Linked DNA regions of Homo sapiens: region 1 is linked to region 2. The links are chromatin loops, found by intact Hi-C in ENCODE. Cell type or tissue: mammary epithelial cell. All regions are shown on one strand. Each heading gives the region's core, and the rest is flanking DNA. Links, peaks and the distances in the headings are about the cores only.

The links. Peaks named below come from ENCODE experiments on the same cell type or tissue, not always from the same donor. Only the 100,000 strongest peaks of a DNase experiment are listed, where the experiment ranks them.
Region 1: a loop joins it to region 2, with 6 times the contacts of the local background. A loop is called at or near these places in 3 of 110 quality-filtered maps.

What each region holds. Positions count from the first base shown.
Region 1 is chr1:94,734,196-94,749,647 of GRCh38, reverse strand. All of the region lies in intron 1 of SLC44A3-AS1 (SLC44A3 antisense RNA 1), which reads left to right. It overlaps MIR378G (microRNA 378g), which reads left to right and starts at 3,748; the gene lies at 3,748-3,788. RefSeq lists an enhancer at 14,499-15,441. In mammary epithelial cell, for the core only: no CTCF peak of the experiment used is centred there; a DNase peak (open chromatin) is centred at 9,847; H3K27ac peaks cover 1,356 bases.
Region 2 is chr1:94,611,543-94,626,994 of GRCh38, reverse strand. SLC44A3-AS1 (SLC44A3 antisense RNA 1) reads left to right here. Exons shown (of 6, transcript NR_160780.1): 5 at 2,386-4,276; 6 at 9,924-10,643. The region is part of intron 1 of LOC105378861 (a long non-coding RNA gene); the gene reads right to left. Among named protein-coding and RNA genes, the nearest start is that of MIR12133, 76 kb to the right of the region's middle. RefSeq lists an enhancer at 1,360-1,867. In mammary epithelial cell, for the core only: a CTCF peak has its summit at 6,444 (motif pointing left); DNase peaks (open chromatin) are centred at 5,384 and 6,204; H3K27ac peaks cover 2,363 bases.

The DNA.
Region 1 (15,452 bases), core at 8,308-10,807, 120 kb before region 2:
ATGTACTGCTTGGTCTGCATCCCACAAATTTGGATATGTTGTATTTTCATTTTTATGTATTCTAAAATATACTGTATTTTCCCTTGAGATTTCTTTTTTGACCTAGAGATTATAAGTGTGAAATTTAGTTTCCAAATATTTGCAGTTTTTTCCAGATATATTTCTGTTACTGATTTCTATTTTAATTCCATTTTTGGTCAGAGAATATACTTTGTATGACCCAAATCCTTTTAAATGTATTCAGACTTGCTTAATAGCCCAGAATATGGTCTGTCTTTGAAAATGTTCTATATGCACTTGAAAAGAATTTGTATTATGTTGACCTTTTTGTTTGTTTGTTTTTTGGTGGAATGTTCTCTGAATGTCAATTAGATCAAGTTGGTTGATAGTGTTATTCGAGTTGTTATTTGTACTGATTTTCTTTCTGTGTCTATTAACTACTGAGAGGGAAGTGTTAAAATATTTTATTATAATCATGTATCTGTTAATTTATCCTTGCAATTTTTCCATATTTTGTTTCATGTATTTTGAAGGTTAGTTGTTACAAATATAAGCATTTATGATTCCTATCCTATGTCCTCTTGATAATTTAGCACCTTTATTTTTACTAAATGGGAAACAGCTTTATCCCTGGCTAAATACTTTTTGCTCTGAAATCTGCTTTTTCTGATATTAATATAGCCACTACAGCTTTCTTAAGATTACCGTTTATATCCTTTTGCTTTTCACTTATTTGTATCTTTTTACTTAAAGTGGGTTTCTTATTGGTAGTATTTATTTGGGTCTTGCTTTTCGCTTATTTTTAATCAAATCTGGACATCTCTTTCTTTTAATTGGGATGTTTAGACCATTTACATTTGATATGATTATTGAGATGCTTCAGTTTAAATATAGCATCTTGGTATTTGTTTTCTATGTCTCATCTGTTTTTTGTTCTATTTTTCTTCTTTTTCTACCTTCTTTTGGACTAATTCAGTATTTTTAAAAAGTATTCTATTTATCTCCTCTACTATTTATACTATAAAATGTAAAATAAGGACTAAAGTAACACAATAAAGAATTATGGATAATATTTATGGATAATAATATTTATTATCCATAATTCTTTACTGTGTCACTTTAGTTCTTATTTTACAGTTTATAGTATGTACATTCTTAATTATTAATTTTTACTATTATCTACAAATAAAACCCAGGGTTTATGATTAATGGCCAAAAATACAGTAGGTTAATTTAAGGGAAACGGTGGAAATATTTATTTTTGAAAAATAAGTTTGGGAATAGTCAAAACACTCCAAGAATTATTCAAAGTTAAGAGAAGGAAAGGAATGTGTGTGTGCATATATGCATGTTTATGTTTGTAAGAAGTAAAGTTTGGATAATCTGACTTCTCTACTTTTACAAAACAACAACAAAGCCTTTCCCTCTGCCATTCATTCACTCATTCATTCAATAAATATTTGTGGGTACCTAGTATAGACCAAGTGTGGAACATTTTTACTATTCAATGTCTGCCCTGCACTGTATAACTTTGGAAGTTATACAATAAGTCAGAATAACTTTCTGGTGAAACTTCCTGGAGGAATTTACAATATGATAAAGGAAATAGTATATCTCTTCAAGTAGAGACCCATTGCAAAAGCACAGCACAAAATTTGGTACTTACCCTAGGTGGCGTGCACTGGGTTAAGGGAGGAGTGGTTAGAATGACTTTGTTGAGTGTTGAATGCCCTTTAAAATCACATTTGACTTTTGTAAATCCAAATTCTCTTTCTTGATGAGATAAATGGCAAAGCCTTAGGCTTGTTCATAAATTCATTTTTTGGAAATATTTATCTAGTTTTTCTAGTGTCAATCATGGGGCAGCTGCTGAAGATTCAGAGGTAAACAAAGCAGACCTCTTCCTGTGACATGCAGTTCAAAATGCCCCTGTCACCTATGCTTGGAGATGTAGGGTGACTAGAATGATGTGCCTTCTGGCAGACCCAGGTGTTCAGACCAACTCCTGCCACTTGGGATGGGCAGAAATGTCTTCTGTGTGAGTGCAGAGAACCATCCCCCACCAGGCAGTTGAAGTAATGGAGGGATTTAGTAACTCCTACCCCTCCAGCCAGAACTATCCAAAGACAAAACTGACTTTCTTGAAGGATAAAAGTTTCTGTCATGGGGGCTATTCAAGTACTGGCTTAATGACCACTTGGTAAGAATGTTGCTGAGGGAATTCAGACATCAACTGATGGGAGTGAGACTGGACAACCTTACAGCTGGAAGGCATGTGATTTAATGAACTCCATGATGCCCAATCCCCAGGGCTCTGGCATTTCCTGTCTGTAGCTGTAAGGCCAGCTGGGCTCGCCTCACCATCTGCGGCCAACCCATCATCCAGAGTCACATTAGAGGACTGGGTGGCCCGATGTCTACCCAGACAGGCAGTCAACATACCCTGGGGCTTACTGTAGAATCTTGAGCCCTTGAGATAAACCTGCCGCCCTGCCCCACATGTGCTGGACAGCATTCCTCCTCCTCAAACCCTAACCCCAGCGGGCTGCTTCTTTCCGTGACCCTGGGGTCACTGTGGCTTAAGTCTTGCAAGGCTGGAACCAGACAGCAGGGCAGGCTGTTTCATAAGTGTTCCTTGGTCTGTCCAAGTTTGTACTTCCTTTAAAAGATCTTTCAGTTGTTATTTTTTGTTTTCCCCCTTCTTTTCATTAACTTGAAAACAGCAAATCATATTTTGCCAAGGGAGAAAAACCCTCCCTCACCCAAGAGATTCCTTCTTAATTCAGCCCTTAGTAAACATTGTTTCTGATTGGATTTCTAGCCCGGCCTGGCACTGGTTCTACCAATGAGATCACTAACAGAATTTGAGAAAAACATTTGGGACCTGTGGCCTTGATTTGAAAAATCACCCTGTCTCTGTTCTGTTGTATTGCAGATGAGGAGACAAGAGATGCTTACGGTGTGTGTGTACAGAAGGGCACACCTATTGTTTACAGGTGTTGAAATAGAATGTCAACTGTCATGACAAGGAGGGCCTTAACCAGCAGGCCACTGCATCACCATGTTGAATGAACTCAACTCCAAACATGTTAATGTAATATGAAACATACCGATGGTGATCGGGCCCCAACTTTCTCTCTTACTTCCTCTCCTGCCTATATGCCTATCCTTTCCTCAATAATTGGCCAAATTGCTTCAAATTATTGCCTTTAGCAATGCTACTTACATGTCTCCAAGAATTCTGGTTAAAAGGAGTGGGTACCATGGGATGGATTTCTCATTAACTGATTAGTACCCATCTTAGCAGGACTTGCTTTATCTCATAGTCTAGCAGAGAACTATAGAGTGGAGGTGGGATGGGACTAAAACAAGAAGATTTTGATGGAGAGGGGAGGTGAAGCAAAGAACCTGATGTGAGCAGAGTCTAGGGAAGTAAGCAGGAAGGTGAGTGACCCAGGAAGAGCAGATGTAAGGATTGAATGACAGGGTGAACATGGTGGCAAGTGTGAGCATTTTCTGCCTTGTCTCACCCAAGGGTATCTCCCCAGTAGGTATTTAGACTATTCCTCCACTCACCCTTGTAGCCTACCAAGAGCAACATGATGAAGGGCTTCTTGGCCACTGCTCAAGGGCTACTTCCTATTAGATAAAACAAGGAAACAACAGAGGTAAAACCTGCTGGCTTCCAGGTACAGCCCAGGCTCATATCCAGGAGTCCTTGGCTAGACTTTTGTGTGGCAGATAGGGCACTGGGCTTGGAGTCAGAAGACCTGGCTCCAGCCCAGCTCTGCCATGGACCAGCTATGAGATCTTCAGGCAGCCTCAGTCCCTTCATCTGTCTAATGACATCAGGCTTCTGCATCCTCCCTTTGGGAGACCTCACATACTTCTGTGACACCATCTACAGCTACTATGCCAGAGTCCCCTAAATCCATATCACCAAGCCAGACCTCTCCCTTGAGTTGCCGAGCCCTGAACCCAAACTTCCCCAAACATCTCTGTTTGGGATTTATATGTCCCTAGAACTCAGCATGCCCAATCAATCGTTCACTTTCTTCCCAAACCTGTTCCTCTTCCTCATCCTACTTAGGTGAATGGCACCATCATCTACTCATGGGCCCAAACAGAAATCTGGATGTTTGCCCCAGCTTCCCCTACACCATTCACAGTCATCCAGTCACAAGTCCTGTATGTCCTCTTAAATATATCCTGAACCATCCCTACTCCCCATCCCCATTCCCACTGCTCTGAATGAAAATCTCTTCTCTCTCCTGGACCACTCAGGATCTTCCTGGCTTATTCCCTCAGTCCAGCATCTGCACTGGCTGATTACTCTTTTTTTTTTTTTTTGAGATGGAGTCTCGCTCTATCCCCCAGGCTGGAGTGCAGTGATGTAATCTTGGCTCACTGCAACCTCCTCCTTCCAGGTTCAAGTGATTATCCTGCCTCAGCCTCCTGAGTAGCTGGGATTACAGGTGTGTGCTACCACGCCTGGCTAATTTTTGTATTTCTAGTAGAGACGAGATTTCACCATATTGGCCAGGCTGGTCTTGAACTCCTGAACTCAAGTGATCAGCCCGCCTTGGCCTCCCAAAGTCCTGGGATTACAGGTGTGAGCCACTGCACCTACCCATTCTGATTACTCTTTCTAAACTGCACAGCTCATTCATGTACCTGCCTTACTTAAAACCCTTAGCAATTACCTATTTATTTCCCTAGGGTAAAAATCCAAATTTCCTTACCATGTCCTGAAATATACTCACCTGTGATCTGGCCCCGAGTTCCTCTCTGGATTTATCTCCTGTCCACCTCCCCTCCCACACTTCACACTCTACTTCAAGCCATACTCAGCTGCTCAAAGCACCACACTTGGGCCACGCTTTCTCTTTTATAACTTGAATGCCCTCCTGCTTGCCTGGCATTCCTTTGGTCCCCTTCTTTGCCTGCTCAGCTCTGACTCCCATCAGGAATGAGACCATATTCCTCAGGAAACCTCCCTGGTTCTCCTGAGCCAGAATGGACTCCCTCTGTGCTCTCTTAAGTTGTGGTGCCCTCCTGCCATGGCAGCTAGGCCGGGGCATTGCCTGTTTCCCTTGGTGTTCTGTGAGCTCCTCAAGTGTGGGCAGCACATCTTAGCTTGTTCTGTCTCCCCAGGGTCTGGCATGGTACCTAGCCCTTGATTAGTGCTTGCTGAATAAATGAATGATTGAGTCTCTGTCATCTCACAGAGTACTTGCAAGAATTAAATGACATGTGAAAATACTTTGTAAACTGTAAATGTGTTAGGGACATTTCTGAGAGTCAAGGGGTTTAGAGAGGAAATGAGCATGCTAGGCCTCTGGACAGTGAACCGAAAGGATGTTGAGCTGTGGTGTTCTAGGAGAGTACCAGGACTGCTCTGGACATGACATACTACCTGGGACTACTTGTGAAAGGAAATGAGCATCCTGAGAAATCACTTTGGGTCCTGTGTACTCAGGGAGGATTGTTTTTATATGGTTCTGGTTTGTTCAGGAAGCACAGTCTGTCCTCCAGTCAGGCACTCAGTGAGCAAATGCATTTGTAGCTTGAGGCCAGAGCTTCCTTATGTTTATATGACTCTTTATTAGGTGAAACATGCAGCCTCTTGGAACAATAAACTGTCTTTGTTACAGATGTACACTAGATTTTGATGGCATTTTTCCAGGGACCCTGGGAGCATCTGTGTTCTCGTGTTCTTCTTGCCTGTGAGGCCTCTTCTCTCTGAGGACAGATGGTAGGACAGAGAGAAGACAGCAAATGGAAAACAAAGGCTGCTATTTTTTTGTGGGGTGTGTACAATATCTATTCTACATCTCTGCCCATCCCCATTTTCTCCTCCTCCAGAGAGCATACAATTAAGGCTATAAACTGAAGTGGAGCCCCCATTATTTACCCCTAAAAATGAATACAGATCTCAGCCTCTCATTACCCCTTGGTTAGAAAGAGAGAGCATTTTGGTCTGTTTGGGCGACTATAACAAACATACCTTAAACTGGGTGGCTTTTAAACAACAGAAATTTGTTGCTCACAGTTCTGAAGACTGGTAAGTTCAAGATCAAAGCACCAGCAGATTTGGTGTCTGGTGAGGGCCCACTTCCTGGATCATAGATGATGCCTTCTTGCTGTGTCCTCACATAGTAGAAGGGCAAGGCAGCTCTCTGGACCCCTTTCTTTCCTTTTCTTTTCTTTTCTTTTTTCTTTTCTTTTCTTCTCTTTCCATTAATCCGGTCCATGAGGGCTCCATCCTTATAACCTAATCACTTCTCAAAGGTCCCATCTCCTAATACTATCGAGTTGGTAATTAGGATTCAACATATTAATCTGTGGAGGAAGGGGACACAAAAATTCAGACCATAGCTGGTAGTGATGAAGATAGAATGAGCCAGGTCCCAATGTGGGGCCAGGTGTGAGGGGGGCAGTAGCTGGTCATGGACATGTGGATGTTTGCTGAGTGATGGGTGAGCAAGTCCCTGCCATCTCATAGGGACACTGTAAAAACTGCCCTCTTGATGACCTTAGCAGTGCAATCATATTAGCAATGACATCCACCTTGAGGAGGGAAAAGATGGGTGTGAACAAGAAGGATAGTTTCTTTCTCCTTACAGCATCCATTATGTAGCATAAAAATTAGGGCCCCCATGTATCCAGGAAAGCAGTCAGAGCATTCATTATTCAATAACCATAGGTGCTTATTCCATACTGTTATGGACTGAATCGTGTCACCTCCAAATTCATATGTTGAAGCCCTAACTACCAATATGACTGTATTTGGAGATAACACCTTCAAGAAGGTAATCAAGGTTAAATGAGGTCATAAGGATTGGATCCTAAGCTGATAGGACTGGTGTCCTTATAAAAAGAGACACTAGAGATCTCTCTCTCTCTTTGTATACACAGAGAAAAAGTCATGTGATGACACACCAAGAAGGTGGCTGTCTGCAAGCCAGGAAGAGAGGCCTTACCAGAAACCAATCCTGGTGCACCTTAATCTCAAACTTGAGCCTCCAGGACTGTACGAAAATAAATATTTGTTGTGTAAGCACCCCCAGTGTATGCTATTCTGTTATGGCAGCCCTAGCACACTAATATAAATGCCTACTGCCTGCAAAGTGCTTTGCCTTTGAGGGTTGCAAAAGAGGATCCCCTCCAGGGATCCATGGTCTCATTGGGATTTTCCTGTTTGGTCTGTGTCCTGTTCTTGAGTCTCCGCAGGCAGCATTTCTTCCTGTGACAATATGGTGTAAGACAAAATTGTGGCCTGCCATGAAGTTGTGAGAGAAAAGCATCCCTCATTTCTTCAGGAAAGGCCACTGCCGTTCCCTCCGGCTCCTCTTCTCAGGAGTTTGTGCATTCATGAGGTAAGTGACAGAGTCACTCTCAAGCTCCTGCTGTATAAAATTTCTGTAACAAATAGATGCTTGTCCCAGATGGCTCCAGCCAGGCTGATGGGGAGGATGTGGGTTCCCTAGCACTTCCCAGTTTGCAGCATAAGTGTATTAAAACTTCCATGTCTTACTTAAAATAGAACTCCTAAAGGCACACACATAACTTCAAGTTTTCTCAGCATTTCATGACTTTTTTTAAAAAAAGCTTGGACCAATTCAGTTTTCACTCTTGCAAACAGGGTATAAAAGCTTCTGTTTCTTCCCCAATGTCAACGCTTGGTAATCTTATTCTTCTTCCCAGTTTTATTTTAAAAGTAATGCCCACATGTGATGGAAGTTACACTCAAATAGGACAAAACACTATGCAAAGTCTCCTTCTCCTTGTCCTCACTCCCTCCCACTCCCAACGGCAATCCACTTTAACCAGTTCTGGTTTCAGTTCGTTAGGTGGTTGCCACAAAATACTGAGTAATATGCTTATACCTCTCTTTTTTGATTTATCAACTTTCAACAGTATTTATTGACTCCTGCCACATGAGGGTGTGTGTTATCCTCCACTGCCTCTGTGTCTTTCCATCTTCATAATTTTAGACTGTATTCCACTTGATTCCTTACAAGAAAAATGAGGAACTCATTACCCCATTTTCCCCTCCACCCTTCCTACTTCCTTCACCTTCTAACTTCTGCCTTTCCTGGATTCTCTTTTGTATTTACTGGGTTTGTAATAATTATATTCTACTCTGAAACCATAGTTAAGTCTTCCCTGCTTTGTTTAAAATTTGATTCTAAATATTGAAAACCAATATACAGTTTCTTCCCCAATGTCAATCCTGTGAATATATAAAAATTATTTACTGAAGAATGAAGTAAGAAATAAATAATCCTAGGCAATGCAAAAGAAAATGAATTCTCTTTTCCTACCCTAATCAGTTTTTCCAAACTATGTCCTAATTTAGGTTGCTTCTAATTCTGATTTTTGTTTTATTCTGGGGCTCCTATTTGCTTTTCGTTTTTAAAGTAATTGACAATAGACACATACATCCTCTTTACCATATCATGAAGATCATCCAGATTCTTAAGCATACCATTTTGAATGACCTAATTTTGTCTCATCATCTTCTAGGTATGTACCACAGTTACCATCGTATTTTTCTAAAATTTTAATTACATCCTTAAATTATTTCTAATGTTTCTTGGATCCTATGAATTTCTTTTTCTTAGATTCCTCTTTTATCTTACTGGAGTGTGCACACAGGTAATCTTTCAGAATAGGGGGATAAACAGTTGAGTTTTTATTTTGTCTATAGGTTAATTCTGAAGAACAAAAATCAATAATGAATTTTTATAATATAACTGTATACATATTATTTACTGAAGGATCAAGTAGTGTGGTTCTGAAAAACTATTTGCTCTGACATTTGAATGGTTTGACTGGGATTGATGATTCTAAATGGAAAATCAAATTCCCTTGGTACTACAAAGGCATCGATTGCTTCACTAGGTTACTCTTCTGGCATCCAAAATTACTGACAAGAAGGCAAAGCTTGGGCTAATTCTTATTTTTCTAGAGTATCTACTTTCTGAAATCACTGAGAATATTATTTTTATATTTCTAAATTTTATCACAGTGTATATGGGTCCCTTTTTACTCTTTTTGCTCAATATTCGGTGGGTCCTTCCAGTCTGAAATTCTTGTCTTTCCTTTGATAATGTTTCCCCTCATCTTCACTTTTTTTTTTCTGGAATCCTGCTAGATGGATGTTGGACTTTGTGAAATGATCCTACATTTCTTTCAACTTTTCCCTCATAATTTCCATCCTTTCTTCATTACATTTGGGACTATTTCCTCAATTTTGTCTTCCAACCCGTCTACTGAGACATTTACTTTCAAGAGCTCTGGCTGTCCTTGCTTATCCACTCATATTTACATGCATATGTGCACAGGTAGAATATATGGACCCCACTCCATGCCCCCTCTCAGAGTCAAAGCAAGAAAAGCTTTTTAAAGGGCAATTTTGTAATATCAAAAAGAACCAGGGTCACCCTCTAATAATACTACTGTATAAGTTTCCAATCCACTTGAATGATGTTGAGCAGCAGCTGGCAAACCAGCCACAGAGGAGGCAGAAGAATACACACAGATTTCCCTCACTGCACACACACACATACCCATGCTCGTGTCTGGCCACACATCTCACATACTGACTAAGAAGGAAACATCAGCCATCCAAGGGCTTAGAGTTCTCCCATTGCTGGCTTTTATTCTTTACTGTGATCCTTACATGGAAAGCTGTCTCTGGTGGTTTCTCCATCTTCATATGACTCATTTTGGTTTACTTTTGTGGAAGCGACTAACTTGGGAGCTAGGACTTTTCCCTCCTGCCAGGCCCTGAGGTTAACCACAGTGTTCCAAAGCCCCCGGGTGCTGGCCAGCCACTTGGAGGCATGCCCTTGCGTCTGTTCGTCCTGTCCTTGTGGTTACTGGCCAAAAGAGGCCCAGACCTATGTTCCAAACATGGCCAGCCTATTAGAGAAGCAGCCCCATGGCCTGACATGCTCGCTTTCCCTGTGTCATCGCTGATGTTATGAGAAAGAGAACATTGTCTTTGGACAGCCTCAGCAATGGCTGTCCAACTTGACTTGAGTAGAGAAGCCAGGTTCTTCCCAGGATCTGGGTGATGAGACTCTTTGGAAATGCCTGTGGTCGAACTACATTTTTGTAGAGATTAACAGTTAAAACATAATTACTCACAATAGCCCTGTAATTTCCATGTGAGATGAGAAAACCGATGCTCAGCGGTAATCAATAAATTGTCCCTGATCATTCAGCTTGAAAGTAGTAAAGTAGGGATTAAGACCCAGATCTTATGATTCCTAATCTTGTATTTTTCATATTACCCCAAGAGATGTTTTTAAGATTTTTTTCTTAATGTGATAGTTGCTGGGATTAGACAGGAAGCTCTTTATTCCTCTTCAGAGTTTCAGAGAAATCTCTGTTCTGGTTGCTAATGTCCAGCATCTCACTTTGTTGTGCTTTGGATCAAATCCTAAATTTGCTACTTAACAACTGTGTGACCTTGGTCAAGTTCACACAACATCTCTGAGTTTTAGTTTCCTCATCTATAAGATGGAAGTAATAATACTTACTTCCAGTAAAACCTCATCAGGATTGTTGTGAGATTTAAATGAGATAATGTACATCAAGCACTAAGTAGGAGTTCAAAGGGGTGGTGGTGATGGTGGTTGTCAATGTGAAGGGAATTATTCTGAAGCATGGTGGATCCATTAAACAGCCCATCCAAATTTCCTTATCAGATGGGTTCCTATTAAACTATTCTCCTGTCTTTTTAGATGTCAGCTCATCTTCAGAATGTTAATTTAAAATGTAGCTACTTTGTAAAGATAGCAGTCTTGAGCCATCACTCTTGCCAAAAGCAACTGTAGAAATGTTATGTAGCAAACAAACAAACAACCCCATTAAAAAATGGGCAAAGGACATGGAACACTTCTCAAAAGAAGACATACAGGTGGCCAACAAGCATATAAAAACTGCTGAACATTACTAATCATTACAGAAATGCAAACCAAAATCACAATGAGATACCATCTCACACTGGTCAGAATGGCTATTAAAAAGTAAAAAAAAATCACAGACGCTGGAGAGGTTGTGGAGAAAAGGGAATGCTTATACACTGCTGGAAGGAATGTAAACAGGTTCAACTACTGTGGAAAGCAGTGTGGGGATTTCTCAAAGAACTTAGAACTACCATTCGACCTAGCAATCCCATTACTGGGTATATATCCAAAGGAACAGAAATCATTCTACTAAAAATACACATGTGCCCATATGTTCGTTATAGCACTAATCACAATAACAAAGATATGGAATCAACCTTGGTGCCCAACAGTGAATTGGATAAAGAAAATGTGGTACATACATACCATGGAATACTATGCAGCCATAAGAAAACCAAAATCATGTCCTTTGCAGGAACACGGATGCAGCCGGAGGCCATTGTGCAGGATCAGAAAACCAAAAACTGCATGTTCTCACTTATAAGTGGGAGCTAAACATTAAGTACACATGGACATAAAGATGGGAACCATAGACACTGGGGACTAATTGAGGGAGAAGGGTAGGAAGATGGTGAGGGTTAAAAAACTAGCTGTCAAGTACCATGCTCACTACCTGGGTGATGAAATCATTTGTACTCCAAACCCCAGTGACATGCAATTTTCCCATGTAACAAAGCTGCACATACACCCTGAGCCTAAAGTAAAAGCTGAGGAGAAAAAAGTGTTGTTATGTGTCGGACCCTGGGCATTCAATATGTGCATAAGCAGTCAGAGGACAGCAAGCCCCCTTCTTTCTTGTCCACAGGAATGAGGTTCCTTAAGAAGGAATGGGAGCTGTGTGCATAGTATGTAGGGCAATTTTCTGATGACACAGCATCCTTTCTATCAGGGAGACAGGGATTTGTTAAGTGAGTACCAAGTGCTCAGAGGAGTGGGTACCATTTGTACTTGGTACATTCGTGCTTAACAAGGTCGTAGGCAAACAAATGGAGGTTATTAATAACAGCTTTTGCATCTTGGAGAAAATGAATTTCAGACAAAATCTTGGGCCTCGGTGCTCCTTGAAGTGAGGTAAACAGGAAGCTGGGAGGAAAGTAGGCATCTTGTCTGCAGCAAGAGGACTGTAACACTGGCTCCAGCCGTCCATGGGGTGGAAAAATTAAGTCACTTCCTGTAAATTGGCACAAGTCCATAAAGACACCAAACACAGAGAAAGGGAGGGAGGCTAAGAAAAAAAGTACACTTGTGCAAGAAAAGATGGGTGTCTGTTCACTTAGGAGAGACTTGTCTTTATGATAACATAAAGTGACCACACCCAAATGTACATATGCAGTAAATCAAGGGTCCCTCTAGTGCAGGGAGGCTGACAGTGGGGCCTTGATTATGTGTTCACCTAGGGAACTCTGAGAAGGTAGGACATCACAGGCTTTAAAAGCAAGAAGCCTACTTGCTTTTGGAAGTCATGGTGAATGGAATTTTAGGATTGATCTGTGCCAACCTTGTGTATAGAGGAAGAATGAGGGAGAAAGAGGGAATTTCTCTGGCAAGCTAGGGAAATCTTCTCTGAGTAATCAGATGCATTGAAGGACATGCCTGTCTTCAGACCCAAGTGAGTGAAAAATGCTTTGAGTGGACTTCAGAGTGGTCTGATTTTGCAGCACTTAAGAGACATACATTTAAAATATTGAGAAAGTTAATAACAGAAGATGCAAGAGAAAAAAGCATAAGTCATAACTTCAGAGCAATGGTGCTCAACAGTGAAGAAGGGGTGATTTTGCACCCCCTTCCAGGGGACATTTGATAATGTCTGGAGATACTGTTGGTTGTTACAACTAGGGGGAAGGGCTACTGGCATCTAGTGGGTGGGGTGCAAGGGATGCTGCTCAACAGGACAGGCCCCTCCCCATCAACAAAGAATTATCTGGCCCAAAATGTCAACAGTGCAAAGGTTGACAAACCCTCATTTAGAGCTATCATCCTTTACACCACAAATATTAACCATTAGACAATGTAACTAGTTAAATGAAAAAACACCGTAAGTGAGAACAGAGGCTTATGCCAGAAACAGAGTAAGTCATGTAATTAATAAAATAATTTCTTGCAAATAAGAAATCCTAGGTTTTCCTCACAAACTCCTTACCCTAAACTTTTCAAATATGCAGTAAGAATAAGAGAACCATTAAAAAAAAAAACTCTGCAAAATTTTATAGTGACATTGTTACAACTTTTAAACATAGTATTTTTTATAGTTTATAAATCACATGAATTGTCTTATTCAATATTTACAATTTGGTGTAATTGTCCCAATTTCATAGACTGTGAGAATTTACATTTTGTTTTTTTTTTTTTTTTTGTATATCTATGTATCAGGCAATGTACTAGGCACTGCGTTTGTTACCAAGATAAATAAAAATTTATATTAAGATGTTCAAAATTTCCTAGGAAACACAGACATAGGATAGCTATAATAAGAGAAGTATAAACACAGCCACAGGAGAATGGGGGTGGGGGGACCGAAGTCATTTGCCTAAGGTACAAAACTAGCAATTGGAAGATCTGGGACTTGAGATCTGGGTCTTCTGAATCTAGAGTAAGTCCTCTGTCTTGGCACAGCAATATAACCCTCTTAGCTTTTCCAGAGAAATAAAAACAAAACTGAAAAATATTCACTCAAAAACACATGCATAAATTGCCAAGTGGGCCAAGTATAAAAACACTGTGGAAGCGGTGATCAAGACCAGGATATGAAAAGAGAAGATAAGACCTGGCAGACAGGAAGACAAAGAGGCCTCTTCCAACCCACCCTCGGGCTGTTCTTGGGTTTGGATAGTTATGTTAAGATCCACGCCCCCATAGCAATCTGACTTTGAGTTGGAGGCACAGGAAACATGAATCTCTTGCGGTTAGGCTAAGTCCCTTCAAATGCAGCCCAGGTTTCACCTCCCGTTGAGGCCGGGTGTGAGGAATTCTCCATTTAGGAAGACGGGTCTTAGGCGAGTGGGAGGAACTGCCTAACAACAGTTGAAGTAAATATGAGGGAAGACACAGCAAATGGCCAGCTTCTCTAGCATTCAAATTCCTCCGGTCAGCAATTTCTTGCCTCCCTTCCTCCCCCAAATCTGGGTGGAAATATGAAGCCACAGTTCACTCCCCCGTCACTCATTCTGATGACAAAAAAGAAGTTGATTCCAGCCTATCATTTCACAGCTGTTTGCTTCCACTTCCCAGCAGACATGCTCTTTGCCGAGGGACTTGGTTAAATGGCTCTGAGAGAGGCACCTTCAGGCAGCTCGGGCTCCTGGTGGAGGAGGGAAGCCTGGGGACTGCAGCCCAGGGACGAGGCCACTCCCTTTGTCCTTTCGGGCAGGGAGGGAGTAATGGGACCCGTGCCAGTGATATAAAGTACTCATTTTCCACTAAGGCCAGGGCTTTGTCCTGGGAAGAAGGAGCAAGAGGTAAACACGAAACCTGATTTGCCTGTGCCATGTGGAACTACAGAACCTTGATGTTGTCCGGGCCACTCCTCCCTTCCTTTCCACTCCTTAGCAGGAGAGGCTGAGCTAAAAAAAACCCCTGCTTATTCCCATCCTGTCCCGGTGCCCCTGTCTACAGCCACAGTTGATTGGACCAGCGTGGACACCTGACCCAGGCTGGGCCAATCACATCCTCTCTCCTGCAAACGTGGAAATGGCGCCTCCAAGACCCTGAGCCGTGCCAAACTGGAGATTCTTCACCTTCGCTCTATGTTGAAATTGCCCAGGAATTCTGAAAACACTGTCTATGAAAAGAGTCAAACTCTAAAATATTTAGAGATTTATTATGAGCCAAATATGAGTGACCATGGCCCGTGACACAGCCCTCAGGAGGTCCTGAGAACCTGTGCCCAAGGTGGTCCTGGCACAGCTTGGTTTTATACATTTTAGAGAACCATGAGACATCAATCAAATACATTTAAATACATTGGGTCGGTCCAGAAAGGCGGGACAACTCAAAGGTGGGGAGAGGGATGGGGGGGAAGGGGGGGCTTCCAGGCTACAGGTGAATTTAAACATTTTCCGGTTGACAATTGGTTGAGTTTGTCTAAAGACCTGTGTCTAAAGACCTGGGATTCATAGAAAGGGAATGTTCAGGTTAAGATACAGATTGTGGAGACCAAAATTCTTTCAAAGTCTTATAGTGGCTGCCCTTAGAGACGATAGATGTCAAACGTTTCCTATTCAGATCTTAGTTAATCTCTTTAGGTCAGGAAGAAAAAGACCTAGCTATGTTAATAAAGTTTCTTTACAGATGCAAATTTTCCCCCACAAAGAACAGCTTTGCAGGGCCATTTCAAAATATGGCAAAGAAACACGTTTTGGGGTAAAATATTTTGATTTTCTACTTTGTCTCTTAATGTTATGCCAGAATCAGGTTGGAAAGTAAGCCAGAGTCAGGTTGGAAAGTAAGTCACCATATATAGGGTTAAATAAA
Region 2 (15,452 bases), core at 5,067-7,566:
ACGTTTCTAGAATTAATGGCTGCAAAAATGGCTTGAGGAGTCTCAAGTAGGTGGGAAACAAGTATGATAAGGTTTTTTCTTTCTCCAGTCACCACTTTGCCCATCCTGTAATGACTGTCTTAAGTATATTCCATAATCTAACAATCACATTTATTCATTGTCCAGCCCAGTCTGGTTCAAAATGCCAACCTCGGATCCAATTTAAATCTCATTTCTTACCTCTCCTTGGGAAAGTCAGCCCTCAGCAAGGGATTTGAGGGAGGTCGAGTGTGTGGTCAGTCCTCTTATTCTTCACTTTCCCTTTCATGGGTTAAGTGCCTTTAGGTTGGAGGGGGACAGGGACCATCTAACATGGCCAGCCACCTGTCTGTGTGGGATGTTTCTAGTGTCACCCTGGCTCGGTCAGGGTCTATATGATCCTGGAAATTTTGATGGTACACTGATCTTATCATAAATGATGGGCAAGGTTTTTTGGAAGCTGTATCCAGCCATACCCCTGTTCTGAGTCCCCCTTCAGGGCAGCCATATCTCCCTTTGACCAGCATTGTGGCTTGTGCCTTTAACTTCCTCTCTGGGCAGGGCATTGCCTCACTTGGCCAATTAGCTTACTGCCAAGCAACTGATGGACAGTAACCTCGTTCCTCCACCCAGGCCACTTCCACAGGCCTTCTGCCTTCAGAAATCTCCAGGTTTTGGCCTCAACGTTCATGGGTGCCTCCAAACTCCCAGCACACAAGCCAGGTTCTTCAAGAGCTTTCCCAGGGTCACCATGTTCTGCTCTACTCCGAGGGCACCCCCAGTCTCAGAGCACATCCAAGTCTCCACCTAGCTTTGGGGAGGAAGTCACCTCCCCTTGTGAACACCACATTGACTAACACTTGCCCTCTTTCTCCTTCTTTCCCTAGCTCTCTGCTTATATTACAGAGGGGAGCTGGGGTGAAGGCTGGGGGGAGCCAGCAGGACGAGTTCTGAAGCCTCTTATTAAGCCTTGAGCAAGGGGTCTAGCCCCTCTTTAAAATGAGGGGTTCCTAATTAACACCCTTCCTTTCAAATGCAGCCTGGCCTCCCATTCCTCTTCCACTTTCTTTTCCAGCTGCTTTTCAAAGAGCCCACCTTTTGGTGTTGACTTTTCATGGACTCCACTTGTCAGTTGTAACAGCTACCCTCACAAGTGAGCCAAAGGATTCAAAATAAGGTTTCCTGTGAGCACAGTCCATAAGGATTGGGATTTGTATTTATGAACATGGAAGAAGCCCAGCCCCATAGAAGTGAAACACAAAAGAACGGAGGAGTTTTATTAAATGCTATGGTCTGAATATTTGTGTCCGTCCCAAATTCTTATGGTGAAATTCTAACCACCAAGGTGATGGTGTTAGGAGGTGGGGCCTCTGGGGAGGTAATTAGGTCATGAGGGCCCTTAGGAAACGGGCCCGGGAGCTCACGTGCCCCTCCCACTCTGTGAGGACACAGCGAGGTGCCATTTATGAACCAGAAAGTGGGCCCTCAGCAGACACCAAATCTGCCAGTGCCTCGATCTTGGATTTCTCAGCCTCCAGAACTGTGAGGAATAAATTTCTGTTGTTGACAAACCACCCAGCTTGTGGCACTTTGTTATAGTAGCCTAAGTGGACTCAGCTACTAAACTTAACAGAATAACAGGTGAGATGGGGAGAACTGCTGCGCTTCAGGCCCCTCCCAGGAGACCACCCTCACCTTTCTCTGAGCTACCTAGGGGCTACAGGGAAACGGACTTTGACTCTGAATGGAGCTGTGCAGGGGCTTCTATCTGTGACCCAGCCCCTTGGGCCTCAGAGCCAGCAGGTGTGGACGAGGCTACATTCACAGTAGCGGCCCACCTGCAGCTGCCTCTTACCCACCCACACAGGCCTTTCTCCAATGCACACTCCAGCCCCAGCTGTCTCTGCATCCCCAAAGCATTCCCTGCCAGCAGAGGAACCCCTGGGTGCTGCAGGAGCTGAGCTGGTGCTGCTCTCTGATGTGCTGGAGCCTCTCGGGGTCTGCGGAGAGGCGTGAGGCCTGCTTCGCTCTCCTCCTTGGGCACTGTCAGACAGTCCCAAACTAGAGCTTCTTGTGCCCTGTCTTACAGGTGCTTTGCGTTTTGTTTATATAACACTTAGCATTTACAGCATTCTAAGCAGTTTACAAACACGAACTCCAATGACTTCAGAGCAGCCCTCTCAGGCACTGCGGGCATCACCATTTAATGATGAGGAGGCTGAGGCGTAGAGAGGAGAGGTAACCTGCCCACAGTCACACAGTTGGTGGGTGACAGGATGAAGCTGAGATTTTTAAAGAATATTTTATCATATATATATATGTGTGTATATATATTTTACTGGCCACCCTTTCTCTCCTGTGACCCAGATGAGGTCTCCAAGGGACCAGATGGAGAACAGATGCAACCACACTGAAGTCAGAATCGCAGCTTGCCTCCGACACCTGACGCTTCACTGTTGGCGAGGCCCACTATGCCTCGCTCTCCCCCTGTAATGAGTTCTATCCCAGAGGCTCCTATACCCTTTAGAAATAAACTGCTCAGGCAGCCCAACCAGTTCATCCAAGAGGCCTGGAACCACAGCAGCGTCGACAGCTGAGATGAGAGTTGGTCCCTGATCTGATACAGAGCCTGGGTTTAGCTTTGATTTCTCTCTTCCTAGGCAAGATCTTTAGAGAATAACTTTTTGTGCCTGGCCATCTCCTGCTCTTTTCTCAACCCAAAAGGGCTATGTTCACCTAAAGAGGAAAAGCAAGAAGGCTTCCTGGGCTCGGGAGGTCAGGGCTGGAAAGAACTGCTCACCATTTCTGAGCCGATGAGGACTCACCTGGGCTCCTCACTGGTCAGGGAACTGTGGCCCAGCCGCAGAGTGATTGCTTTGTCAAGAAGGGAAACATTTACCTTTCCTTCTTCCCTCTGCTCTCTCCTAATTAACAATTAAATGGAAGGAGTTGAAAAGACATGTCAGAGACTTCAATCTCCTCCCGGCCTGAGGATGAAGGGGGCTCGAACCTGAATGTTCTCTTCGCTGTGGCCAGAACCTAGGGGGCTGGGGTTGCTGCCAGCTCGACTGGAGGCCTGCTTCCAGCCCCAGGCTGTGGTGAGGGGCCTCACAGATTTCACAAACAGGAGGGCGGCTGACCAAGCGCCAAACTATTTAGACAAACACACACCCTCCCTTCCCGCCAGAGTTTGGGCTGATTTCTCCCAATGCTAATGAACAGCTCATAAGTATTAATAGACTCCTTGGCACCTAGGAGTCAGGCAGAGTAACTTCCAGTGTGAATTTTGGCCAAGGACCCTGATGCAGCCTCAGGATCTTCCAAGCCCCTGTTGAGTCCAGGGGGCATGAGACACACAGGGAGGCTGGGGCTGCTCCCAGGAAGCAGGCTCACAAGAGCCAGACAGGCTCCCACAGACAGCTTTTAGGTCACAGAAACCTCTGCCTGCCAGGTAGGCATGAACACAGAAACCCTCCCAAATCCTCAGACTGTGGAGCACACTCCAGGTGAGCCAGGATCAATCCCTGGTCTCAGAGAACACTTAGATGGGGGTGAAAAGCAGGAACTGAGAGCTTCCCACCCAGCACCTGTCCCTGCTACCAGCTAAACCTGTGTCGGTCAGTGCAGGAATTGTACAGGTGATGCTCTGAGCCTGTGCTGAGGCCATGTATGGACTGAGGAAACCTCACTGTGTGTATGTAAAGTTAATTCAAACCTATTTCCCTGAGTGCTTACATATTTTCATAAGGAAAGTTCTGTTAGGAGAGCTGCCTGAAACAACACCTCTGCCTGTGCTCCCACTTTCTCCCGCTGGTGTGGGGAGGAGAGGCTGACATCGCTGGGTCCACGTTCCTCTGCCCTGGGTGGGGTATTAATGCTGCCATTCCCACGCTGCCTGCTGTTTCCCCTCATCCTCAGGAGGGCTGGTCTCTGTGCTGCAGGCAGCTCCACCAGGCCTGGGAGCATGACACCGTCTGCCAATGCCTTGCCCAGGTCCACTGGCCTCACCCTTCCGCAGGCCTGCGCCTTCTGTGACTCTCTGCCTCAGCAATTTCTCTGGATTTCTTTGTCCTCAGGAATGTGCTGGGGCCACAGGCAGGTCAGGCCAGGCTTTCTGGGGAGTGAATGCTCTCTGCCAGTGGCGGATGGAACTGGTAGACACGTCCCCCGGATTCCTCGCCTGCAAGTGGGATGGTGCCAGGAAAGTTCTACACCATCCTTCCCAGGTCCCAGGAGGACAAGCACAGTTGTCCACAAGGTAACCAACCTGCTCATTCAACACACTGTGTATTTGCTTCCCTCCCTCATCAGCCCCTTTAAACCCCACAGTAGGTAGGAAATGACAGAAAACAAGAGAAAATGCTAGAGATAAAGGAACTTCTTTAGGATTCCGTCAAGACTACATCCCTGAGAAAAGCAGACTCTGGTGAATCATTTAGGCCCACAGTGTGTTCTGATCATTGTCCTGGGCTAAATCATCAACCCAAGGCCTGCTCGCCCTTTGAGTCCACGCAGGACAGGAACTGGGCACATTTATCCTTACTTTTGCAGGGCCTGGTACCTCACAGCACTTAGTAGGTTCCGATAAATGCTCAGCCATGCTGAGTTAACTCCACAGTAGCTCAGCTGGAAGGAGTTCTTCAAAGACCACTGAGATGAGAAAGAATGACTTTGTTGAAGACCTTCTCTGTCCATCCAAAGCTGTCAAGGGTCAATTGTTCGGGCATTGCTACCTCCCATTTGTCTCTAGCACTGGAGGAGTCTGCTTTAAGTTCCAGGTTCTTGAGCCAACATAGGGCTCCTGGCTTAGGAACTGTGTGTAGTATTCAGGCAGGAGAAGCCTGGAGCTGGGCCTGCCTTAAGGGTAGAAGGTCCAATCCTGGAATGAATGCCTCCCCATCTCCAGAATCAGGACCAGGATATCCAGGACTCCTTTCAATGCTGTTTCTACAAGCCTCACCTTAGACATTGCTGTCATGATGTAATAATATTTGACCATAGTATTTATTGTATGTGGCAGGGAACCAAGAGGATGTTGAAAAATCCTGGTTGGATCTGAACTTGGAAACAAATTTGAGGAATCTATTTTACTTAATCCTACTGAAAAATTCCCTAATGAGTTAAAGAAGAACAAAGTAAAAGAAGATAAAAAAGCAGTTGGTACTTGAAATGAAGATCAAATCATCAAGTCCTATATGTCACCCACAGATCTGAGATCACTGACTCCCAGAGACACCCAGTTTCTCAGTGTCAGTACACACTGCCTGGGTTAGTAAGCACAGGCTGAGACCTGGGAGGAATTGATGAACCAAATGTGTCTGGGCTTTTCACTTCCTCGGCATGAGTCAGCCAAGAAAGCCCACCTCTCCTCCCCAGCAGCGTGCAGGGCCTCTGCAGATAAATGTGCAGGATAGCAGACCTGGGTGTGGTGCTGCCTGGCACTGAGCCAGCCCCCAGATTCTTTGGCTGCAGAGTGGCCTGGCCAACTCACACAGGTAGCGCCCTTTTATTCTTGGAAAAGGAAGCACCAGGTGGAAAGGGAGGTTAAAGGAGGGAACACAACTTTTTTCCAGACCCCTCTGCCCAGGATGTTAAAGGTTGCTGGAAAATGCCTTTGGTGGCTTTAAATGTCACAGATGACATATTCCAGGATGGATCCAGCCTCCACTGGACTTGGCCCCTCTATTTTGATTCCTGCCTTTCCCCAGCCTCAGCCCTGAGCGGCATAATATCTACACGGGGTTAGCTGCAGGTGGAACTCAGAACACAGCTCCTAGACAAGTAGAGTGAGGCCTATGGCTTCATCATCAAAATGTAAAATTTAAATATATAAATGAATAAAGGCTAGATAGACACATAAATATACATACACACATACATTTTGTCTGGTGCCAGGACCAAGGCCTTATTACAGCTCAGAGCTCCACTTTGAGCACTTGAGGGCAGGAGGGGCTCCGAGCTTCTCTCCCCTCAATGCTGCCGCAGGGTTCCTAAGCAAGGACCCACATGTGGAGGCTCCTGATCCCTGAACTGAAAGTCGACTCTCCAGTGCAACAGGTAAACTTGTTTGAGAACGTGGGACATAACGACGTCTAAACTATTGCTTCTTGGCAGCATTGGATGATTAGGTCCTCGCTAAGGCTTGCCAAGGCCTGTCCTAGGAAATGTTCCTGGGCTTGATTTCATCCTCACTGTTGAGAGAGTTTATTCCTTATAAGGTCCATCTCAATTCTCAGGGCACCGCAAGACAACGTATCTCCCCTCTCCTGTGCAATCAGTCAAAGAACATTTAGTCAACCTGAACTGGGAGCACAGCGCTCCTGGGGCTGTTGGGCATTCAAAAGAGGTAAGATGTTGTGAATCTACCAGGCATCTGCACCCTTGTTGGGGAACCAATCCATATACAGCAGCAACTGTTAAGTGGTGGCACCTGCTGGCTGTAGCACTTAATAGGTAGGTGTGCATGGAGTCAGACTGCCAGGTACACAGACCAGCTCTACCACTCACAGTAGTTGTGATCTTGGGCAAAACACAAAACCTCCCTGAGCCTCTCAGTTTCTCACCCACTAGTACCACCTCACTAAGCATGTTAGGAGGAGTCAATGTGATAGCCTATGCAAAGTGCCTGGAATAGTGCCTGGCACACAAGAGGTATTCAATACCTGCCAGCTGTTGTTGTTTTTCTGCAAATGAAGTGTAAACCCCTTGAGGACAGAGATGAGTGTCCATAGCTGTTATCTGCCACAGAGCCTTCCTTCCACATAACATATGCTCGAGGGTTTGCTGACCTACTTTGAAGAAAGGGGCAACACGAGGGGAATATAGTTTTATTGTGTAGGGTAATTTCCTCCAGGAAAGAAAAAAACAGTGAATCTGTGAAACTTGGTACAGATTGTTAAAAAAAAACTCACTTTGTAAAATAAAAGTATTTTCAACTGCAAGTATCCCTATTTTTAAATAGTTAACCAAGATTTGCATACCTGTGGTTTATTCTGGAATGTTTAGACAGGTATAACAGATAAAATCTGAAATAAGCAAAATAAGCCAAATATAATCAAGAGAAATCTGCCACAAACGTGTAGCTTGCTTGGATGAACATTACAATGGGTTTTTAAGGGAGCATGCAGAATGAAACTTTCAGAAAATAGACCTTCTCCCTTGGTCCACATTGTCAATCACTGACAAGGCTTAACTCTAGGCAGACAAAATGTTCTCCACAGGCTGGTCCCCTGCCTGTCCTGCATGTGCATCTGGGGCTGTTGCATAGTGGTGCCGGGTGGGGCATGACTGACAGGCATGTGATCTATGTCACTCCACCCCAGCCCAATGGCCAGACTGACCGCTGTTGCGGGAAGTCAGGGACCCCAAATGGAGGGACCAGCTGAAGCCATGACAGAAGAACATGGATTGTGAAGATTTTATGGACATTTATTAGTTCCCCAAATTAATACTTTTGTAATTTCTTATGCCTGTCTTTACTGCAATCTCTAAACATAAATTGTAAAGATTTCATGGAGACTTATCACTTCCCCAGTCAATACCCCTGTGATTTCCTATGCCTGTCTTTACTTTAATCTCTTAATCTTGTCAGCCGAGGAGGATGTGTATCACCTCAGGACCCTGTAATAATTGCATTAACTGCACAAATTGTACAGCATGTGTGTTTGTGCAATATGAAATCTGAGCACCTTGAAAAAAGAACAGGATAACAGCAATGTTCAGGGAATAAGAGAGATAACCTTAAACTCTGACCACCGGTGAGCCGGGCAGAACAGAGCCATATTTCTCTTCTTTCAAAAGCAAATGAGAGAAATATCACTGAATTCTCTTTCTCAGCATGGAACATCCCTGAGAAAGAGAATGCACACCTAGGGGTAGGTCTCTGAACTGGCCCCCCCAGGGCGTACCTGTCTCTTAATGTCAAGTCTGCAGAGGTGAAATAGACTCCAGTCTCCCATAGCGCTCCCAGGCTTATTAGGAAGAGGAAATTCCCGCCTAATAAATTTTGGTCAGAACAGTTGATCTCAAAACCCTGTCTCCTGATAAGATGTTATCAATGACAATGGTGCCCGAAACTTCATTAGCAATTTTAATTTCACCTCAGTCTTATGGTCCTGTGATCTCCCCCTGCCTCCACTTGCCTTGTGATATTCTATTACCCTGTTAAGTACTTGATGTCTGTCACCCACACCTATTTGCACACTCCCTCCCCTTTTGAAAATCCCTAATAAAAACTTCCCTAATAAAAACTGGCTGGTTTTGTGGCATCACGGATCCTACCAACGTGTGATGTCCCCCGTGGATGCCCAGCTTTAAAATTTCTCTCTTTTGTACTTTGTCCCTTTATTTCTCAAGCCAGCAGATGCTTAGGAAAACAGAAAAGAACCTATGTGATTTTCGGGGCGGGTTCCCTGAAAGACCGCCACCATGGACAGCTCAGCCAGGGCCATCTTCTGCTCTGACATTCCCTCATGCCCTGCCTTGCTGTTGTATCATGGAAAAGGGTGGGATGAAGGTTTAGGAGGTGACCTGCATTCATGTCCCAACCCTGCCACTTTTAGCTATATGAACTTGGTTGACTCACGCTCTCTGAGTCTCACTCAAAAAAGACCCTATATGTGTAGATTTATAGATGGGGATGGTCCAGATGGTGTGAGTGGTCAGCTCCGGCTCTAAATCCTGGCATTTTCTGGGATGTGGATGAGTATGGCGAGAGGCAGGCAGCCCAGCTGCTGGCAGCACGTGGCTAGTGGATGCCGGTGCCTCGAGCTCTCTCAGAGACCACATCCAGGTTCCCTGTATACCAGCCCCAGGATGTACACACACCATAGTACCACCCCTAAATGTAGATGGCAAATATTTATTTGAAGTGTTACCAGAAAGGGATCCTAATTTAGACCCCAAGAGAGGACTCTTGGACCTTGGGCAAGAAAGAATTCGGGGCATTTCCACAAAGTGAAAGCAAGTTTATTAGAAAAGTAAAGGAATAAAGAATGGCTACTCCATAGGCAGAGTAGCAGCACGGGCTGCTCCACTGAGTATACTTATAGTTATTTCTTGATTATATGCAACAAAGTGTGGATTATTCATGAGTTTTCCGGGAAAGAGGTGGGCAATTCTTGAAACTGAGGGTTCCTCTCCCTTTTAGACCAAATAGGGTAACTTCCTGATGTTGCCATGTCATTTGTAAACTTCATGGCACTGGTGGGAGTGTCTTTTAGCATGCTAATGTATTATAATCAGCGTATAATGAGCAGTGAAGATGAGCAGAGGTCACTTTCATTGCCATCTTGGTTTTGGCAGATTTTGGCCAGCTTCCTTACCACATCCTGCTTAATCAGCAAGGTCTTCGTGACCTGTATCTTGTGCCGACCTCCTATCCCATTCTGTGACTAAGAATGCCTAATGCCTAACCACTTGGGAATGCAGCCCAGTAGGTCTCAGCCTTATTTTACCCAGCCCCTATTCAAGATGGAGTCACTCTCATTTGAACACCTTTGACAGAATCACATAATCATATAACATATGCTGAGGACCTTTTGCAGAACAAGAGGGACTGAGGGCTGTGCTATGAGGGCTACAAAAGATGTGCACATCCAGACCCTTGCCCTCAGGAAAGTGTCCAATGCCAGCTGTGTCTGCAACAGGCTGTGAGGACTTGGGCACACTACAACCTCTCTAAGCCTATTTCCTCATCTGTGAAGCAAGGATAATAAAACTTATCTTACTCGTTATAAAAATCAGAGGTAATACGCATAAAGCTTGTTGGATTGTTTTTAGGATCGGATTATTGTTAAGAAATAGATATTATATGTTAAACTCCTAGCATAGTGCCTAGCAACTGGTAGGCATTGAATAAATGGTAATTACTATTGTTACTAATATGCTATTGTCATTATTTTTAGTGTGGATCAGTGTTAAAAGTGCTTCATGGAGAAATGGAGGCCTGAAAGCGACTCTGAAGGAGGAGTGGGGCTCAGCAAACAGCAGACGAGTTTCAATCCAAGCACCCATTACCCCCCTAACACACGGCATACGTGCATCTCATCTCCTCCTGTGTCGCTAAGAAGCTACCCATATGTCTGTCATTAATTCTCCAGAATCCTTGGACACACCCCTCTGCAGAGCTTTCTAACAGGAAATACAAGTCTCAGATTTTTTTTTAAGTTAAAATTGAGTGCAGCACTCATACCTTTCTTCGAGCATGAACCGTCAATCAACACTGCCTCATGAGCTACTGCTCTCCTGCTCTTTGAAAAGACAAATCCTTATTTCTTTGTAGTGATCCAGAAGGCAGTGGGAAGAATGACAGGTGCTTGGTTATCTTCAATTTAATCTCTACCTTTCAATGGGGCTAGTGCAAGCTAGGGCCATTTTACTGCACCCAAAGGAATTTAAGACATTTCTATTATCTCTAAAGAATCCAGATTAACATGCCTTCTTGGTGGGCAGGGAGACCAGCTATGAATTCTAGGATCTCAATTCAAATGCTTTTGAATTCTTCCTGCTTGTTCAGTTAATTACATATATGTCACCACAATCTTGCTTTTTTTTTTCTATGCTTCTAATTTTCTCTGAAACTATAACATTATTTTAGGGGTTAATAAATTTGTAATTGGAAAAAATGTTTTTACTTCTTTAGGCTCATCTTTCCTCCCTTCCTTCTTCCCCTCCCCAACAAAACCTTTATTTTCTCAAGTGTCCATTCTTTCTGTAGGAAAAACCATCATCATAATTACAATATGTTAAGTGACTACTATATGCCAGGAATTAGCTCAATTCTTCACTTATTTTATTTTACATAATCCTTTCCAAAACCCCCTGTCATAAGTAATATTATTATTCCTACTATATAGCTGAGACTCCTGAGGATAAGAGAGGTCAAGTAATTTGTCCACTGCATTAGGTGGGTAGAGCTAGGACTTTAATCCAGAACACCAATGACTGTTCTCTTCTTCACCATTACACTACTTTTTTCAAATTTCTAGAGACCTTCATGAATTCTTTGCATTTTGTTTTTTGGTAGTATAAATATTGATATTCCCAAAGGCCAAGTAACTGCTCTTAATAAACAATTGCAGCCAAGCGTGGTAGCTCATGCCTGTAATCCCAGTACTTTGGGAGGCTGAGGCGGGTGGATCACAAGGTCAGGAGTTCGAGACCAGCCTGGCCAATATGGTGAAAGCCCGTCTCTACCAAAAAATACAAAAATTAGCCAGGTGTGGTGGTGCACACCTGTAGTCCCAGGTACTCGGAAGGCTGAGGCAGGAGAATTGCTGGAACCTGGGAGGCGGAGGTTGCAATGAGCCAAGAGGATGCCACTGCTGTCCAGCCTGGGCGACAGAGTGAGACTCCGTCTCAAATTAATTAATTAATTAATTAATTAATTAAAAAATAAAAATAAACAATGACTTCCATGGAAGCAGTTATAAGCTGCCTTGAAGCAACTGCCCACAGTGGTTTTCTGACCTAGGTGAACTTGAAAATGGAATGATCAGCTATTGGCTGCACGGTTTTGTTCTTTTCAGAAACAAGGGAAAGGACAATGTGACTTTGCAAATATTTAGGGTACTACAACTTAATATTCTTAGCATAGCAGAACAGTGCTGGGAATCCCTGGGTCTTCTACTGAAATCCCCCTAAAAATTCCTTAAAATATTTTCCCTCAAAAAAAATAAAACTCAGCTCTGAAAGTTTACATGTGTTGACTGCCCCAGACAACAGGAAGTGAAACGACTTAGTTGGAAGGAGGCAGGGTCAGGGTGGAGGTGCTGCTGAGTGTGGGAAGTCTGGAGTGCGGAGAAGGCGCCCAGAGAGACTTCCTGGTGAGCTCTTCAGAGGAAGGAGCAAGTGCAAAGGCGATTGCAGAAGCCAAGGGATCATCTTTTCCTCAACATGCACAGCCAGAAGAAGAATCTCAGAAGCTGCATGTGCTCTAAAGAAGAACTGCTGCTCTCTGGGTCTCTTGGGCTCCACACTGCTTCCTAAGTTTCTGAACTTCTGGAACTTTTCCTTCTCAGTGAATAACTCAAAGCCTTAATTCTAATGCAGCAGGTTTAAAGCACTTGCATGTGATTTGATAGGAAAGTCTGGGGTGGATAGTGGTCATGAACAACAATATCCCAAAGTATTTGTTATTTCTGCCTGGCAATTATAAAGGATGAAAGTAGCATGGTCATGGCAGAAATAGATGGTGGGTTAAGGTTAGATCAAGTTAGATCTCAGGTGTTGGCAGTTTCCTAAGCCTTTGAGGTTCCCATAGCTAACATCTTCAGAACCAAAGGGGCAATCTTCTACTGGTTACTGACTAAGAAGAGAAAGCGGAATCTCTTAGAGGGTATTTGGTAATGTAGGGTTAACCATGGTGTCACGGTTATCGCAATGATTGGGGAGTGTTGCAAACATCTAGTGAAGAGGGCAGGGATATTAAATGTCCCACAGTGATGGAACACTTCTGTGCTGTGAAGAACCACTCCATCTCAAACGTCAGCAGCACCCCTGGGCAGGTCCCTGCCCTCAGTGGTGCTTGACTCTGGACTAGGTCCAGAGATGTGCACAGCCAATCTGAGCTTTATTTTCAGGAGACTTTGCTGAAAAAGGACTGATGACGTCACCAGCATCATCCTCAACAAGTGTCTGTGACAGCCTGTGACGTGGAAGGCAGGGTGCTGCCTAATGAAAGGCCGCGAAATGCTTTGAGAATCAAATAGACTCTAATACAACTCCCAGTCTGTTACAATATCCAGGATGCTTGCACTTAACTTAGAAATGTAATGTATCCTCTTGCCTCTTTTTTCTCTCTTATTCTATGTAAACAAGGGTTTGCTCTATGAAGCCAGAAAAAACAAAATTCTTACATACAAGTTTCCATTAGCAGTTCTATATCAGTATCTATCTTCTCATACGATATGCTTTCAAGACTACAGACTTCTCAAAATAATCAAAAGACTGTAGTGTACACTAAAGGTTGACAAGGCTCTGATCTAAAATAATATTTTGGTCTTGTCATTTGGAGGGCGTTTTGTGATGTTTTGACCCTAAATTTCACATATACTAAAGTACACAGAAAAAATATTTAATTCTTAGACATTCTGAAATTATTTTAAAAACTCAAACTATTTATTATGGTCAAACATGCCAACGGTAACTTGCCCTAAACACATTTTCTTCAACTGCAAAAGAAATGAATAAATTATGGAAGAACAGCAGATTTTATAATCTTAAGAGTCTGCATTTTCTGAATATTGATGTATACGTATATACCTAAAGACACCCTATTCTATGTTTCAGAGTGAATTCTTATGCTGTGAGTTCTACCTTGAACAGCACTAGTGCTAAGTAGGATAAGAGCTATGCAGATCTCTCTGCTAACTCCTCCTGCCCAACCCCAAATGTCTGTTCCATGGCTCAGTTCCATTCCTCTGCATTTCTTTCCTTGCATATGTTACAGGAAAGGGGTCCCGATCCAGATCCCAAGAGAGGGTTCTTGGATCTCACGCAAGAAAGAATTCAGGGTGAGTCCGCAGTGCAAAATGAAAGCAAGTTTATTACAAAAGCAAAGGAATAAAAGAATGGCTACTCCATAGACAGAGCAGCCCCAAGGGCTGCTGGTTGCCCATTTTTATGGTTATTTTTTGATGATATGCTAAACAAGGGGTGGATTATTTATGCCTCCCCTTTTTAGACCATATAGGGTACCTTCCTGATGTTGCCATGGCATTTGCAAACTGTCATGGCGCTGGTGGGAGTGCAGCAGTGAGGACGACCAGAGGTCACTCTCGTCGCCATTTTGGTTTCGGTGGGTTTTGGCCGGCTCGTTTACTGTGACCTGTTTTAACAGCAAGGTCTTTATGACTTCTATTTTGCGCTGACCTCCTATCTCATCCTGTGACTTAGAATGCCTTAACCATCTGAGAATGCAGCCCAGTAGTTTTCAGCCTCATTTTACCCAGCTCTTATTTAAGATGGAGTTGCTCTGGTTCACATGACTCTAACACATAGACTCCTGAAACTTGACCTTTCACCTCTCACTTTTATCTAGGTTGCCTAAAACTGCATTTTCATTTCTGACCTCTCACCAAATGCCTAGAGTCACATTTAATATTGCCTAATGTGCATTGCACATGCAGGTCCTGTCTCCCTTCCAACAGTGTCCCCAAACACCACCTCTCCCCTCTTCTTCCTAATTCTTTCAGTTTCTCTGGCTCTCTGACACCCTTTCAAATGAGAGAAAAATTGAGAAGGCAGGGAAAGTGAAAGTGGATTTCAACTTTAGCTCATAATGCCTTGTGTTATCAGCAACCCACTCCACCACCCTATGACAAAATAAGAAACATCTCTGGGACTGGCTGCTTCTTGTATCCCCAGAATCCACAACTCATAAATGGCCAAGAAGGTTGGGAAAGATGAAACTATAAACTAAAAATAAAATCCTAAGTTCCCCAACTGACGGAATGGACTCCCTCTTGTCCAAGGAGGCCTCAGAAAATGTTAAAAACTGAGCCTTGACAGGAGATCAGATACGCCTCATTATGCCCCCTCCCTTTTATGGGTTAGAAAGAACTGAGCAGCATTAATGTTAAAATTGAGCTCATAAGACTGACAGAACAGACTCTTTGTGGCAATAAAATACTAAATTATAAACAGGACCTAGAGCCATGCCAGACAAGGGTTGAGTCACTCACCTCTACACCTAAAGAATAAACTGTGTTCTCTGCCACAAGGTTTACCTTTTTCTCTAGCAGTTAAACAAGCACTGGCCTCGAGATAAGCAATAGTAAAACAATTTGCAGCCACTGCCATGCACTAACTGACCCCCTGTTCCACAAGCCATCACTACAGCTTTGATTGGACAAGAGACTGATTTCAGTAACTTTCTCCTGATAAGAAGACCACCAACCATTGACTGACTCTGGCCAGTTTACAGAGGATGCACATTTGAGTGCCTTTGCATCCTAAAAAGACCTTTGACATTAAAGGCCTAATTGTAACACATTTAAATGTTAAGTCTTCACCCCTAGGTGAACACGGGTTGTATGTTACATGCATGCTTGTTCAATATGCATGCGTCAGGACCGCCTTCATGAATATTCATGGCTCCTCTTATAACCTGTTGAATATGTGTACTTGGCCAACCCATTCAGCTTAAATTCCTGTCCAAACCTTCCTCCTTCAAAGTGCCTGTCTTCGGTCTTTGCCAGAGGCTACACTTCCCAGCCTGCAGATGGCCACCTTGCAGGCTGTAACCGTTTATAAGAAACAAAGTGTCCTTTCCAAATTTATATATTTGTGAAGAAAAACAGTGATCTCAACCAAATTTCCCTTGCCAGTAGAGAGCAATAATTTGAATAATATAAAACAAAGTGACAGAAATTCAACTCTAACCAGCTTAAACAAAGGCAAATTTTCTTAGTTTAATGAGCTAAGAAGTCCAG